Linked DNA regions of Mus musculus: region 2 is linked to region 1. The links are chromatin loops, found by intact Hi-C in ENCODE. Cell type or tissue: left cerebral cortex. All regions are shown on one strand.

The links. Peaks named below come from ENCODE experiments on the same cell type or tissue, not always from the same donor. Only the 100,000 strongest peaks of a DNase experiment are listed, where the experiment ranks them.
Region 2: a loop joins it to region 1, with 4 times the contacts of the local background. A loop is called at or near these places in 6 of 42 quality-filtered maps.

Annotation. Positions count from the first base shown.
Region 1 is chr8:54,949,687-54,957,686 of GRCm38, forward strand. It overlaps Gpm6a (glycoprotein m6a), which reads left to right and starts at 5,042. Exons shown (of 7, transcript NM_153581.6): 1 at 5,042-5,629. The coding sequence starts at 5,593. In left cerebral cortex, a CTCF peak has its summit at 6,390; DNase peaks (open chromatin) are centred at 4,513, 5,195, 5,441, 5,886 and 3 more places; H3K4me3 peaks cover 3,928 bases; H3K27ac peaks cover 4,287 bases.
Region 2 is chr8:54,732,006-54,740,005 of GRCm38, forward strand. No RefSeq gene overlaps it. Among named protein-coding and RNA genes, the nearest start is that of Wdr17, 12 kb to the left of the region's middle. In left cerebral cortex, a CTCF peak has its summit at 4,815 (motif pointing right); DNase peaks (open chromatin) are centred at 4,280 and 4,868.

The sequences.
Region 1 (8,000 bases):
TTATATGACAGGAGGAATTTCTTTTCTGGTCCAATCTATTTGGAGTTCTGTAGGCCTCTTGTATGTTTATGGGCATCTCTTTCTTTAGGTTAGGGACGTTTTCTTCTATAATTTTGTTGAAGATATTTACTGGCCTTTTAAGTTGGAAATCTTCACTCTCTTCTATACCTGTGATCCATAGGTTTGGTCTTCTCATTTTGTCCTGGATTTCCTGAATGTTTTGGCTTAGGAGCTTTTTGAATTTTGCATTTTCTTTGACTCTTGTGTTAATATTTTCTAATGTATCTTCTTAACCCAAGTTTTTCTCTTCTATCTTATCTTAGTCAGGGTTTCTATTCCTGCACAAACATCATGAACAAGAATCAAGTTGGGGAGGTAAGGGTTTATTCAGCTTACTTTTCCATATTGCTGTTGATCACCAAAGGATGCAGGACTGGAACTCAAGCAGGTCAGAAAGCAGGAGCTGATGCACAAGCCATGGAGGGATGTTCCTTACTGGCTTGATTCCCCTGGCTTGCTCAGCCTACCCTCTCATAGAACCAAGACTACCAGCCCAGAGAGGTCCCACCCACAAGGGGCCTTTCCCCGTGATCACTAATTGAGAAAATTCCTTACAGTTGGATCTCATGGAGGCATTTCCTCAACTGAAGCTCCTTTCTCTGTGATAACTCCAGCTATGTCAAGTTGACACAAAACTAGCCAGTACATATCTCTTGTATTCTGTTGGTGATTCTTGCCTCTTTGACTCCTGATCTCTTTCTCAGGTTTTCTATCTCCAGGCTTGTCTCCCTTTGTGATTTCTTTAATGTTTCTATTTCCATTTTTTTGATTATGAAAGGTTTTGTTCAAGTCCTTCACCTGTTTGTTTTTGTTTTCCTATAATTCTTTAAGGGATTTTTGTGTTTCCTCTTTAAAGGCTTCTAGCTGTTTACCTATGTTCTCCTGTATTTCTTTCGGGGAGTTATTTATATCCTTATTAGAGTCCGCTATCTGCATCATGAGATGTGATTTTTAAATTCAAATCTTGCTTTTCCAGTGTGTTGGGGTATCCAGTATTTGCTGTTGTGGGAGAACTGGGTTCTGATGATTTCTTGTAGCCTTGGTTTTTGTTGGTAATGTTCTTGTGCTTGCCTTTTGCCATCTGGTTATCTTTGGTGGTGGTATTAGCTGGTCTTGCTGTCTTTGACTGTGGGTTGTCCCTCCTGCAAGCCTATGTGTTGGTACTCTTGTCAGACCAGCTCTCTCCCAGGGGTATTTGGGTATGGAGAGCTGGGTCACAGGATCAGCTCCCAGTACAGACTAAAACTGGAAGGATCCTGTCCCGGGCTACTCCTTGGATCCTATGTCCTGAGGGTTCTGGGTAGGTCACTCAGAGCAGAATTGGTGGTCTTACCTGTGTTCACAGGCATGTCTGCACTCCTGGGAGACCAGCTCTCACCAGAGAGTTTGGGTATTGAGTGCTGTCTTAAATTTTCAACCTCTACTCTAAGGCAGTAGTCAATTTGTGTTTTATTTCTTTTTCTAAATATAGCAAAAGTGGCAATCTAAATATTTCATTCATGAGATGATGCTTTGTCTAACTTTGAAAGATTTCAAGATAAAAAGAAAATTTTAAATTGGTCATGACTCTTGGTTCTATACACTATACTTAGTCCACACAATCATATTTTTCACATGTCCTATTTACTCTATGACTCAGAACCCATAAAAAGTTTCTGTCATTTTTCTTATATTCTTTCTACATATGCTTTGTAGTAACTAATAGGTCATAATTCTAGTTGTTTCTAAGAATATAGTTGAATATAAAGATAAGTACATTATACAGTTGAGGGATATGTAGATATTTTCTCAATTGATAGCATGTCTTAAAATGGAGATGTATTTAAACCAAAGTTAGGAAAAATGAGAAGGACTTACAATTTTAGACTGTGTAAGTAAGCTATCTTTTAGTCCACATGGGAAAAATAATATACATCATTAATACATCTCAAATATTATTTCAAAGAATAATCTTCTTTAACATTAGTGGTAATAGTTTTTAGGTGTCCATTTATGTATTTAAAACACCACAAGTAGAACTAGAGTCAGGGCAAATACAATGAAAATAATTGAAAAAAATATTTGATGAGGCACTATATCACTATAACTTGTGTATTTTAATGATCATTGTAGTTACTTTTCTATTGCTTTGTTAAAACACCTTGGCTAAAGCAAGTTATGAAAGAAAATGTTTAATTTGAGGCATTTGGTTTGAGAATGTTAGAGGTCACACCAATCATGGTGGGGGCTGTGGCAGCATACATGCGGGCATTGTCCGGAGTGGTAACTGAGAACTTACATCTTGATAACCAGGCATGAGTCTAGAAGAGCTAACAGGGAATGGTGTGGGCTTTTGAGCTTTCACAGTCTTCCCTCAATAACATAACTTCACCAACAAGGCCACACCTCTAATCCTCCTTAAAGAGTTCCACCAATTTGGGACCAAGATTTCAAATATATAATCCTACTGACACCATTCTCATTCAAACATACTACAATCGAAATACAGAGTGAAGATCATTGGCAGTTACTAAGGTTAATGTTTTATATTTAGAGTTCATTAAAATCAGTTTTCTATAAGGTTTTCTCATGAACATCTCATGAACTACTTTTCACATAACTAGATATTTAAGTTTTTTATTCAAACGACAAAAGATTTTGCAAATATCCTAAAAATGTCAACCAGCAACATCAATCCCAGCTGTCAAATGGGAAAAGAAAGATGGGGAATTTGGGAGATTTAAAGTGTTTCAGAGTGGGGTAGTGGAAACAATGCTAGATAAATGTGAATATACTGAAAACCCACAGGAGTGTAGACTTCAAAATGGCTCATATTTGTGTATATATCAAAAAAATGAATCTTAGCTTGTTTACAGGTTGTTGATGTAAGAATATGTATGTATGCGTTTCTTCTCATCATTTTGGAAGCTCTCCATTATCTTCAATATGAAAGGATGATGCTCTGAATATTTTAAAACCAAGGACGGTTTGGGAAATGAACTTCTTAATTAGTAAAGGAATCGGACATGGGAATGGGAAATAATGGGGACATCTGACACAAAATAACCACACAAATATCTATTTTCCACCTAGAGTTGTGAATACTGTAGAGTGGATGGTGTGGGAAACATCTAGGATGTTGGGGAACGGGGCGTCAACAGAACACTGTGTCTTGAGAATGAAGCACTTCACTTGCATATGACCTATAAACAAATTATTTCCTTAAAAGGGATTCTTATCAGAAAAAATAAAATAAAACAAATAATGAGTTGCTTTTGTTTTATAAAGAAAACCATTCTGACAATAAGTTGGTTATTATACAAATATATTGTTCCCTTGAAGTTTCCAGAGTACAAAAGAAGTTGTAATCACATCTTTCTATTGATCTTGTCCAGCAAATATTGTAAACTGAGGGTGACAGTGAAGGGACCAGTGATGTATTGGAGTAGAAAGGTAGAAGAGTTTTAGAAGTCAGAGTCCTAGACAAAGAATCAGCTTATGATGTTTGCTCTAAGAGTTTCTTCTTCATTTACAATCCCAGACCCTGCATATGCTTGAGTAGCAGACGAATATTCCAACATACAGGCTAATATATATATATATATATATATATATATATATATATATATATATATATTTCCCTGTTTTCCTTAAGTAACTCACTTAAAGTTTATAAAATACCAAAAAATATAATATAGTGTTATCATTTGTGTGTGTGCTGCTGTTAATTATTTGCTACACTGATTATTTCTGTGTCGTAAGATGAATGAAGCAGGTAAACAAGGATGGAGGCTCCACTCTGTTCTGAGTGTATGCCAGGATATGTCAGCAGAGAGATGGGCTGAAACACAAAGACTGCTATGTTTTGGCTTCTTTGATTGCCCTATGGCTTCTCTTTCAATCTGGACTGAACAAGCAACTGTCTTAAAAATCCTTGAATACAAATATATATATATGGGGAAAGAGACGAGAGAGAGAGAGAGAGAGAGAGAGAGAGAGAGAGAGAGAGAGGAAAGGGAGATAGATGCTGGGTGGCTAGAGATTCTTCAGTCGCAGTTACCCTTGGGTTAAACACATTTGACGAAAAGAATAGAAATATTGATTATCAGAGAGAAGTAGCTCTTCATTTATGTAAATAAACTGGAGCATTGTCAGATCATTTTTCCTTGAAATATATAAGTGATTTTACAGTTAAAAGTGTGGTGTGAAAAAATGCTGCTGACATGTCTTACAACCTATGTGAAAATTTTCGTATAACGCAAGCATATTATATGGATAACGGGGATATGCATTTTTTTTTCCATCAAGGGCAAGAGCTTATTCAGCTCTGTGTGTTTCCATATGCATGTTTGTTTCGAGAGGAACATAGGCAAGAGAGTCTTCCTTTATACTCTAGGAAAGCTTGACACAGCCTTGACAGACAGTGTTTATGTTCTTCCTGTACCTTTTGTGAAGTATTGCGACTCTACTTGTGTCCTGTCACTCAATAGGTTGAGCACGACTGCTAATTTATTGCCAGACTGCAGCATTGTGATTTGCATTCCTAATCAGAGTGCAGATTCCCATTGTAAAATGCTATCCTGTTGTTCCCTATCCAGAATCCTTTCGTTCTTTTTGTCGCCCCCATTCTCCAATAATCACCCTTAGAATTTTTCCCTTCACAAAATTCCCACTCGGAATTGGCAGCTTTTGTGGGCTAAACTAATCATAATTTACAAAGACATCGATTCTTTTTCTCTTTACCTGTAAAGGTCCTACGCCACTTAATAAAATACTTATTACAACAAAAGATTTATACTTATTTCTTTGAAAACCATGTTTTTATTTCTCCTTGATTCTGAAAGACGTGAAATAAAGGTCCTATCTTAATAATAAGCTTTAACAGACCAGCCTCGAGATAGTCTAATTACATCCCTCCTTGGCACCTTTAAATCAAATTAACTAGACACTTGGTGAGGAGGTAAAAGGAAAGGGCATTTTTGTAATGAATCTGACTGGGTGAGAAAAAACTACTGCAGCAGAAAGACACGACGAGAATTCGGGCTTTCCCACTGTGGTGGCAAAGGGGGGAATTATGGGTTGGTGGTCCGCTTCATGCTAGGAGGACACCCCTCTGTCTGTTCACAGTTCAGCCTGCTTCCAGTTTAAAGCCGAGATTTCAGCACAAACCTCAATTTCTTTCCCCCATTTTAAATGCAAAGCGAGGCTTGTGAATCACAGTGTCTCTGCTCCTAGAATCCAGACCCCTTTCCACTCCCCCTCCCAAAATTATCCGGCTGTTTGTTTGAGTACCTGCTTACTGTGGCACACACAATGGGCAGCTTTGAGAAGAAAAATTGATAATCTTCACGGAAGAGTAATTTGAATGAAATTACACTTGACAGCCAGTCTCTAAGCAAACAAGAGGCGCGAGGGAGCCTCAGCTAAGCTCCAAGGACTTGCCCAAGCCACTGCTGCTGGAGCTGCCCAGGGAAAAAAGGCACACGCTTTTTTGACATCTAATTGAGCTTTTGACTAATACCGTGCGCCAGATTCTCCTGAAGAAAGGTAGCCATGGAAGAGAATATGGAAGAAGGACAGACACAGAAAGGTACTGTGCTTTAAAACAGGTTTATTTGTAACTAGGTGATTATTTTGTGCTTTCCTTGTTTGCTTTAGACACTTGCCAGAGAGACTAATGAATCTTTCCCTCTTGGAAGGCATTTCTCCCTTCCTTTTTCCTCTGGTCTTCACTTGCTGTAATGCCAATTGTGATCCTTACTATTTGAACATCTTCTAGGTATAATACCTAAACGCATATTCTGATATTGATATGTACAGTGTGTCGAACTAATCTTTAGTCCAGTCTTTGTTAGACTTCATTTATTTCATGTTTTCATGGTTGTCAAGCCAAGCTCCGAGATTCCAGATTTCAGGTACAAACACAGTTGGTGCACAAGTTGCAGTTAAAATTTTGATGATGTAACCATTATCAATACCTTTGCATAGCCATCTGATAGAACAAAGAGCAACAGCATGTAGTATAATATGGTTGGTATTCATTGAATTTATTTATTTTTCTGGATGCAGTGTTGTTTTAATTTATAAGGAGCAAAGGTTCACTGATTTGGGGGGGTTATTTAATGACATTAGATTTTTTTTTCGTATGTCTGATTATAATCAACCTATACCTATATCATTGTTAAATATCAGATTCATTTTTAAAGCTTTCTAGTTATATCTGTCTATATGTGGCAATTTTTTAAATTAAAATTGGACAAATGCTGCCCATTTCAAATGATTCAAACAGCTTTAGAATTTTTTTTTATACATCAAGTGGGGCTTCCGAGGAAATTGTTTTCACCCCAGTAGAGGCAGTGTTTGCTGTCATGTCTGTGCACTGGCTTATGTAACATTAGAGAAAACACTCATTTTCTTAAGATTAAAAGACTCATAGCACGTAATACACATAAAGAAATTAATTTATGAGGATTACTAAAAAGAGATGTTTTCAAGGATGATTTTAAATGCATATAAATTTGTTCTCGTTTTAAACCTGCGTTTTTAATGATGTCACTGGTAGTGTGGAGATTCAGTGTAGGCTTTCTCATGTTAAAATGTTCAGGTATGCTTGCCCTCTTCTCTAAGTATATACACACACACACCATACACACACATACACACACAGAAGCATACACACACACATACATATGTGTACACACAGGCAGATACACACACACCGAAACCCACACACCCCTTTGGGTAAACATGCTGTACACAGATCCACCTGTATACAACGACTAAGTATGTAAATGTTTTCTATATGCAATAAAGATAAAAGATAAGCTAATAATCTTCAAAGCTTATGCTCTCATTGATAATGGCATTTGAAGAGAAACATAAAAATCAGCATCACTATAATACTAAGCTTTTAAAATAAAAACACCAACATTATTTGTCATTGCACAAATAACTTAGGAGTTTATTAGAGATTTTAAAGGGTAAATTTCCCTACCATTTCCTGTCTATACTACACTAGACATTTCAGGGGACTGCTTTATTTTCTGAATAAATCTCTTATTCTCACATCTTTTGATTGTACAAGTCAAATATTCTTCTTAAGCAAAGAAAAGAGTAGTTCAGTCATTTTAAGTAGACAAATGACACTCATTACACTAAATAAAATCTTAAATTATGGACCATGGTAACAGGTTGAATGTTTCTCAGCAAGCTATGATAGAGGCAAGAACAAGAAAAATGATGTAATGATGTTATGATCTCCCTCCCTCCTCGGGCAATACTAAAAATCGTTCATAGAGGGGAGGCAGCAGAACATTGACAGGATGATCTGTCTCAGTGGGTGTCTTATCATTAACATATGTCCATATAGACCAGCAATAGTGGAGGAAAGCGATGTTAAAATTAAAACAATCTATATGGTATACAATAAGTACATGATGGTTCTATGTAAAATATCTGTGGATCGGGTTGTTTTCTTAACTGAGGAATGGATTTAATTCTCTTTATACCTGAGTATCCTTTTCTCCCCCTCAAATATACCCATGGCACTTTTTTAACATGTTGGATTTTGTCAAGTTACCTTTGAACAGAAATAGAGAGGAAACATTGTGAATTTTGTATTGATTGCTTTTAGAGGAATTATTTGATAAGCAGATCAAATCATTGGAAATGTTTTAAGGGTTCAGGTAGACAGATTTAATGATTCATCTCCTGGAAAGGAAAGCAGCATTTTATATTCTCTCCTCTCTTGTTTTCTTAAATCACCCAGGATTTTCGATACAGATTCTGATACCAGCATACTCTCTTGATTGAAAGGCATTTCCCTGTCTTCTATTAATTTAACATCTTTTATTGTACTTAATGTTATTGCTTCTGTTTAAACCGAAGACAACCAGATTATATTAAACAGATAAGCATTACGCCAAATGAACACTTGAATTCAATTGTAGAGTGTGCTAACA
Region 2 (8,000 bases), 220 kb before region 1:
GAAGCTGTGTTCTAGAGATAGCCAAGCTTGTACCCCCATGCTGCAGCTAGATGTGGTAATGTGTAAGAATCACCCAGGTAGTACTGGTTTTGAAGGCATGAAGGGGTCATGAAAGCATCTGAGGCTTAGCACTGTGAGAGGCCATGGAAGGCCACTGGTAAAAGTTCAGCCTCAGTTGCAGCTGACATCCTGGGACTGAAGGGGTCATGCAAAGGATTTGAGGCTTGCCACCATGAAAAGAGCCTATGAGAGGGTATTGGTGAAGCATTGCTGCAGTTGAAGCCCCCAGTGTGTTAGAGATGCCAGTACTTTAGGATGATCACCAAGCAGTGAACTAAATCACCCGAGCTTAGGATACTACAGAGGGGAGAGCTAGAGAAGTGACCTAAGCTCTTTAGAGGATCCCAGAAGATCATGTATTGATCCCAGACAATGGAAGAAGAAGCTGTAATGTTGAAGTTCACCTGGGGACCCCAAGATGTTCCAGATGCCAGAGCTGTGGGATATCTGCTGAGGAAAGCTGCTAACTTGGAGTGGAACCAGCCCAAGAGAAAGAAGTTTGTTGCAGTCAGCAAAGATGAAAAAGGAGCCTTCAGATCTCCAACAAAAGAATACACATGGTATGCATTCACTGATACGTGTATATTAGCCTCAAAGCTCCAAATACTCAAGATACAATTCACAGGCCACATGAAGCTCAAAAAGAAGAAAGACCAAAATATAGATGCTTCTGTCCTTGTTAGAAGGAAAACAAAATCTCACAGGAGCAAACATGGAGATAATGTATAGAGCAGAGACCGAAGAAAAGGCCAGCCAGAGACTGTCCCACCTGGGGATTCATCCCATATACAGTTACCAAATCCAGACACTATTATGGATGCCAAGAAGTACATGCTGACAGGAGCCTGATATAGCTGTCTCCTGAGATGCCCTGCCAGAGCCTTAAAAAAATACAGAGATGAATGCTCATAGCATTTGTAGACTGAACATGGGGTCCCCAATACAGAAAGGACTGAAGGGGTGGAAGGGGTTTGCAACCCATAGGAAGAACAACAATATCAACCAACTAGACTTCCCAGAACTCCCAGGGACTAAGCCATCAACCAAGGAGTACACATGACTCTATCTGCATATGTAGCAGTAGATGGCCTTGTCAGGCATCACTGGGAGGAGAGGCCCATGGTCCTATGAATGCTTGTTAGATGCTCCAGTGTAGGGGAATCAAGAATGGGGAGGTAAGGGTGAGTGGGTGAGTGGAGGAACACCCACATAGAAAAAGGAGGAGGGAGTATGGGATAGGGGTTTGCATTTGAAATGTAAATAAAAAAATATCCAATAAAAATAAATAAACAAGAAAGAAAGAAAGAAAGAAAGAAAGAAAGAAAGAAAGAAAGAAAGAAAGAAAGAAAGAAAGAAAGAAAGAAAAGCTCACCATGAAAGAGGCTCAGGGCAACATGTGGATACCAAGAACCCGGTGTTGATGTTTTATAAAATGAGGTATGATGAGGCAGGAGGGAGTGCCTTAGAAGGCTCATGTTGAGGCACCCCTGAAAGGTATCAACCATAGGACATGTATGAAAGGAAGCTTATTTGGGACCTGAGAAGGAGGTCTGATGAAGGGAGGAGAGGCAGAGAAAGGAATGGGGCAGAGAAGGGCAGAAAGAGAGAAGAAAGAAGGGAAGAGGTCAGTGGGGAAAGAGAGAGAGGATGAGAGAGGAAGGAAGAGGAGGAGGAAAAGAAGAAGAAGAGGAGGAGAAGGGGGAAAAAGAAGGAGAAGAAGGAGAAGGAGGAGAAGGAGGAGGAGAAGGAGGAGAAGGAGGAGAAGGAGGAGGAGGAGAAGGAGGAGAAGGAGAAGGAGAAGGAGAAGGAGAAGGAGAAGGAGAAGGAGAAGAAGAAGAAGAAGAAGAAGAAGAAGAAGAAGAAGAAGAAGAAGAAGAAGAAGAAGAAGAAGAGAAGAAGAAGAAGAAGAAGAAGAAGAAGAAGAAGAAGAAGAAGAAGAAAGAAGGAAAGAAAGAGAAAAAGAAAGAAAGAAAGAAAGAAAGAAAGAAAGAAAGAAGGAGGAGGAGGAAGGAGGAGGAGGAAGAGGAAAGAGGAGGAGGGGAGGAGGAGGAGGGAAGGAGGAGGAGGGGAGGAGGAGGAGGAGAAGAAGAAGAAGATGAAGAAGAGAAGAAGAAGAAGAAGAAGAAGAAGAAGAAGAAGAAGAAGAAGAAGAAGAAGAAGAAGAAGAAGAAGAAACAGCAGCAGCAGCAGCAGCAGCAGCAGCAGCAGCAGCAGCAGCTTCAATAGTCCTGAGCAGTCCTGAATGAGCAGTTGGAGGGCTGGAGGGCTGAAAGTTGGTGCTAGGATAGGATCGCTAGAGTGACCTGTAGCTGGAGAGGGAGGGGACGAGTCTGGAGAAGCTGGGGGGAGAGGGGAGGAGAGGAAGCTGAGGAGGCTGAGGCAGTAAGGTAAACTGAGGAAGCAAGGAGAGAAGAAGAGCTTGTAGAGGTGGGTTGGGAACAATAAGGAGGAAGTTCATTAGCTGGATCAAGGATAGTGGAAGTTTCATCTGGTTGAGATTTCATAGCTAGGAGGAGTTCAATTGGCGATCAGAAGGAACAAAGAGAAAATGTGAAGGCTGCATGTAAGAAACCTACTTTTAATTTTCTGAGTTGATGGCAGTAGTTATAAAGGTTCCTTAAAATAATGGGATCAAAGGTGCCATTAGGCAGCCATTTAGAGTCTTTATCTATTGGGTATTGGGGTCAATTTTGACTGTAATAGTGTATGGGTTTGGAAAATAGTTTCAGATGTTTGAGGTTTTACAGGAGGCATCCCAGTGGGGAGGCTGAAGGTATGGATGAAGGCACCATGATACCCATAGGTGAGAAAAAAGTTTATTACATTCTATTGCTTGCAGCATCTTGAGAATAGAAAAATAATAACAGAACACATGTGATACAGGTTGGCTTACCAGACCATGATGTGGTAACCAGGTACCAATTGTGGTAGATGCCTGAGAAACATGGAAAACTCAATAGAATATACTTCAGGAGAAAAGGGAGGAGCCTTGTTTTGATAAGAGAGAAATCTCATCCAAGGGAAGAGCTCCAAAAGGAGAGGGGAGATGTCATTGAGAAGGGCCAGTCATAGACCATGGCTAGGATTCCTCTGTCCTGAAGGACACCATAGGGATGCTTAGAGCTCAATAGTCATTCCCTTGGGACTAGGGACCATTTATGCCTGAAGGGGGAGGTGCACTTACCAATTCACCAGTGTTTTGATCTGGTGGCTAGAAAGTAAGTCTGAGTGGCAGGCAGACTTGTCAATGGGGTGGGAATGGGTGCCTTAGTGGGCCCATGCTGAGGCACCCTCCCTGGGATACTAGCCATAGAATGATGGGTCTAGTATAAAAGGAAATTTATTTGGCATTTGAGAAAGGGGTCTGGGGAAGGGGGTTGAGGCAGGGAAAGAAAGGAGACAGAGAAGTACAGAAAGAGTGAGGAGAGAGAAAGAAGGGAAGAGGCAAGTTGGGAACACAGGAAACAGGGGAGAGAGGAAGAAGATGGAGAGAAGGAGGGAGGAATGGAGGGAAAGAGAGGGGGGGAGAGAGAGAGAGGAAGGAGGGAAGGAAGGAGGGGAGAGAGAGGAGAGAGAGGAGAGGAGAGGAGAGGAGGAGGAGGAGGAGGAGGAGGAGGAGGAGGAGGAGGAGGAGGAGAGAGAGAGAGAGAGAGAGAGAGAGAGAGAGAGAGAGAGAGAGAGAGAGAGAGAGAGAGAGAGAGAGAGACCTAAACAGCGAACAGAGACCCAAACAGTCTTATACTGGAGCCAGGCTGTACTGGGAGGTTGCTAGGTAACTGTTGAGTAAAACCTAGAGGAAATACTAACAAGTATAGTCTGTAAGTTGGATATTAAAATTTTCTGTTGGTTTAAACTCATGTCAAAACAGTCTTCTCTGGTGAATAATCCAAAACATATCAAAAATCAGTTGCATGTAGCTGCAAGTGTTTATATATGGGATCTCTATTCTGTTTGATTAACTATTTGATTCCAATACAATGCTAGGTTTTTTTTTTTAACAAGAAACTAGAAATGAATTTAAAATTCTGGGAAAGGAATATGAAGAGGAAAGTTCTGTTCTGGCTCGCAGTGTGAAAGGATCAGGCAGGGGATGTGGTGACCACTCACTTACATCTGAGTAGATCAGACCAGCGGCAGGACTATATTCTAAACTCTCAAGTCTCATTCCACAGTGATATACCTCCATATCCTCCAGATAGGTCCCACCTGCCACATTTACTACAATCTTCCAAAACAAAGCCACCAGTCAGAGATCAACATTTTAAAACAGAAATCTGTGGAGGCATATTTCACAGTCAAGCCTTGACAGCAACATGAAATGTAAGTTCCTTCAAGGACAAACATTCCTAACAGATGAAAAGCTTGAAATAGCTTGAGGCTGGGTACAAAATAAAATATGGTCATGATTATAAAGTAGAATCATTCAACAGTTACTAATGTATTAAAAGAGGATTTTGGTCTATTCATTACCTGCTGTTATTTCAAATTTTCTATTGTTGATAGTAATGTGGTTTCTAGCAGATACTTTTTGTTAAAGAAAGGTACTAGAAACAGGGTATGGTATATGATGAGTTTGTCTCTCTTGTGGGAAAAGAATTAAGTTCTTAATAGTAAAAAATATGGTTATTCGTTGCCTGGTCAAAGTATGGAGCTTAAAACAGATATCATCTGAACAAATTTGTAAATGTCTTTTCTAAGGCAACTCTAGCCTTTCTAATTTTTTTAAAATGTGAAACCATTCTAAATTTGCCACTAGATGACACTATTGCCTCCTCAGCAGTTTTAGCACAGAGGCAGATTTCTGCTGTGAATGTTCTGGAAAGGGAAGCTCTGCCAGCCATACTCCCTATTTAACCCATTCATTCCATCACTTGGCATACAGTTCTAAATTGTTGATTTTCCCAACCTCGAATCCATAGTGTAATTATTAAAACCAATCGAATTAATAACCCAGGAAATTCCAAGCATTGGTCCTCCTTCTATAAGAGGTCACCTTGCCTTATGTTTTAAGTAAAGCAGTAGGTTATTTCTGAGTCCGGCTTTTGACTACCTGGCAGTTCTTATTCCCTCCTGTACCACTCCATTGTCACTGATGGCTAGACAAATATTCAGAATTACTCTAGTGGGATGCTTTTCCGTCTGCCAAAGCTGCAGTAATGAGTAAGTACAGAATATCCACAGAAAAGGTGAATTTACAGTCCCTTCATATTCTACCCTTGTGGCACCTAGTGCTAAATGATGCATCAGACTTCTCCAAAGGGCTACTATAATAAAAGAACTTGATGTAATTGTGAAGAATTTCACACTAAATGAAAAATATGTATTCCATTCCCATTCATATTACAAGTACCAAAACCACTAAGTTAATTTTTTTTTTAATTATTGTTTTTTGCAATGTTAGGGCTTTGCCTAGAGGGAACTCAGAAATACCTAATCTTGATATTTTTCCATCAATAATTTCACTTTGTAAAATTATTTCCTTCTTGTCATTGTTTGAATAAAAATGGCCCCTACAGGGTTAAATATTTAAATGCTTCTTCCTCATCAGGGGATGGTGTTACTTGAGAGGGATTGGGAGATATGGCCTTGTTAAAGTCGGTGTGGGGTGTGGCATTGTTTAGAGGAAGTGTGTCATTGGAAATGGCCTGTGAGGTTTTAAAAACTCAAGCCAGGCACAGTATCTTACTTTTCCTACTGCTTGGGGATCCAGATGTTGAACTCTCAACGACTTCTTCAGCACATGTTTTCCTGCATGCCACCATGGTCTCCACCATGACGATAATGGACTAAACCTCTGAAATTGTAAGCAAGGACCAATTAAATGCTTTCTTTTATAAGAGTTGCTGACATCATGATGTATCTTCACAACAATAGAACAGTGACCAAGAGACTTCCTTTAGACTCTCTGCTTACTATCCAAGGACTCATCCTCTTACCCAGAAAGCTCATTTTTGTCTCAGAATACATCTTTGTCTGGTTACCAAAGAATGTATCCTAAATTAAAAAGAAAAAAAGAAAAAAGACATTCTAAAATACCAGCTTTCTGAGCTATGATATCAGAAGAAAGCAGGAAGAGTAAAGGGAGGGTCTGCTCTGACATAGTTTCTTAGTGCAAATTTCTGCTATTTCAAGTTCACAATAGAAATATAATATCTAGGTCTGTGACTTTCACAGTCTTCTGGTAGTGTCTTTTAGGTATGCATCTCTCTTTTTTGTCATGAGTCACTAAGAAAATAAACAGGAGGAACAAGCATACTCCAGAGACAGGTGTTAATTAGCTCAATCTGCACAACTTAAATTATCATTACCAAAATGTCAGGCCACGTCTAGCCAATAAATACCATTGTGTTCAATTGAAAGGCTTAAAGTCTTTGTAAAAAAATAATAACAAAATAAAAAACAAACAAATAAAAATTCAGTAGGTTCTGTTTTGGTTTTCTGAACATCTTGGAAATGTTACCAACTTTTTCCCTAATTACTGCCCACGCCTCCTCTCAGAACAAGCAGGAAGTAACTCTACTAACTACTCTTAAGAACTTAGTACTCTTCCTATTAAATAGACAGCTAACAGGATATTGCCATCTCTGTTCCAGCCTCCCTTCTCTACCCAAAACTCTTTAGTTTGTCTATGTAAATCATAGCAAAATCATTGGTAACACAGAGCCATCATCCAAATATTGCCAATCAGCTAGAGATACATAGTCACTGATAACTCTGAATGAGGAAGAAGACTTTTCCTTGGAAGTAAAAGTATTGAATAAAAATGGGAATCTAGTGAAAATATGTCATCGCTAAGAAGATTTGAATCAGCACTTCCTTTTTTTTAATTGGGAATTTTATTTATTTACATTTCAAATGTTATCCCTTTCCCCATTTCCCCCCAGAAACCCTCTATCCCATCCCCCTTCATCCTGCTTCTATGAGGGTGTGCCCCCACCCATCCATCCACTCCCTCCTCTCTGCCATCACATTCCCTTACACAGGGCCATCGAGCCTTCATAGGACCAAGGGCCTCGTCTCACATTGATGCTCTCGAGTCAGCACTTCTAATAAAACTAAACCGGACTAGAATGCAGGCCTGCCTTAACCTTGGAAGCCTTCTAAATGACCAATTCTTTCCAACATGTGTTCAAACTATAGACCAACTATATTACCTACAGTATATATTGTTGACTAGAAAATCAGAACCAAAAATATCATAGTAATCTGTGAACGGCCCAACCTAACATTACAAATTCCATTTTGTATTTAGATTTCATCCCATGTTCAAGCTTTTCCTTAGGCTAAACTCAGTTACTGGAAAAAGCATAATTTGTTCAGGGAACCAAGACACCATACGGCAATAACCATAACTTTCCTAAAAAACAACCATTCCACCCTTAGTAACAATCAATCAGCTCCTAAGAGGAAAGTATCCAAGGTTCCAGATGTTTTGGAATAGATTACTCAAGTTAAGCAATCATGCAACCGGTAAGTTGGAAAGCCCCCTACCCTGCTATAACTGTGATAAAAAGGCAAAGCTTCACCAGCTTGGACCCTTCCATACCTGTCCACTGTGTTGGAGAGGTTGGAGGGTCAGAGATTGAGCCTGAATAAAGATGCTTTGCTTTTGCATATGAGTTGGATTCTTTGTGGTCTCTGGTGGTCTGTGGGAATCTCAAGATCTGGGCATAACAATCTGGCTATCTCCTTGCTTGATACTATCACCAATAACTTTCGGTCCTCTAGGATCTATACCACCACTTTTTTTATTTTCTTCAAACATCACCCCAATTCTTTGTACATTTTGACTGTCTTTGTGAAAACATAGACCTTTAGCTTTGTGAGATTCTAATGTTACACTTTCCACTCAATGCAAAGACAATTTCTTTCATGTTACAAAATGTATTTTGTATTGCAGCGAGAAGAATTAAAATATTGTTTTGACAACTTGAAAATTG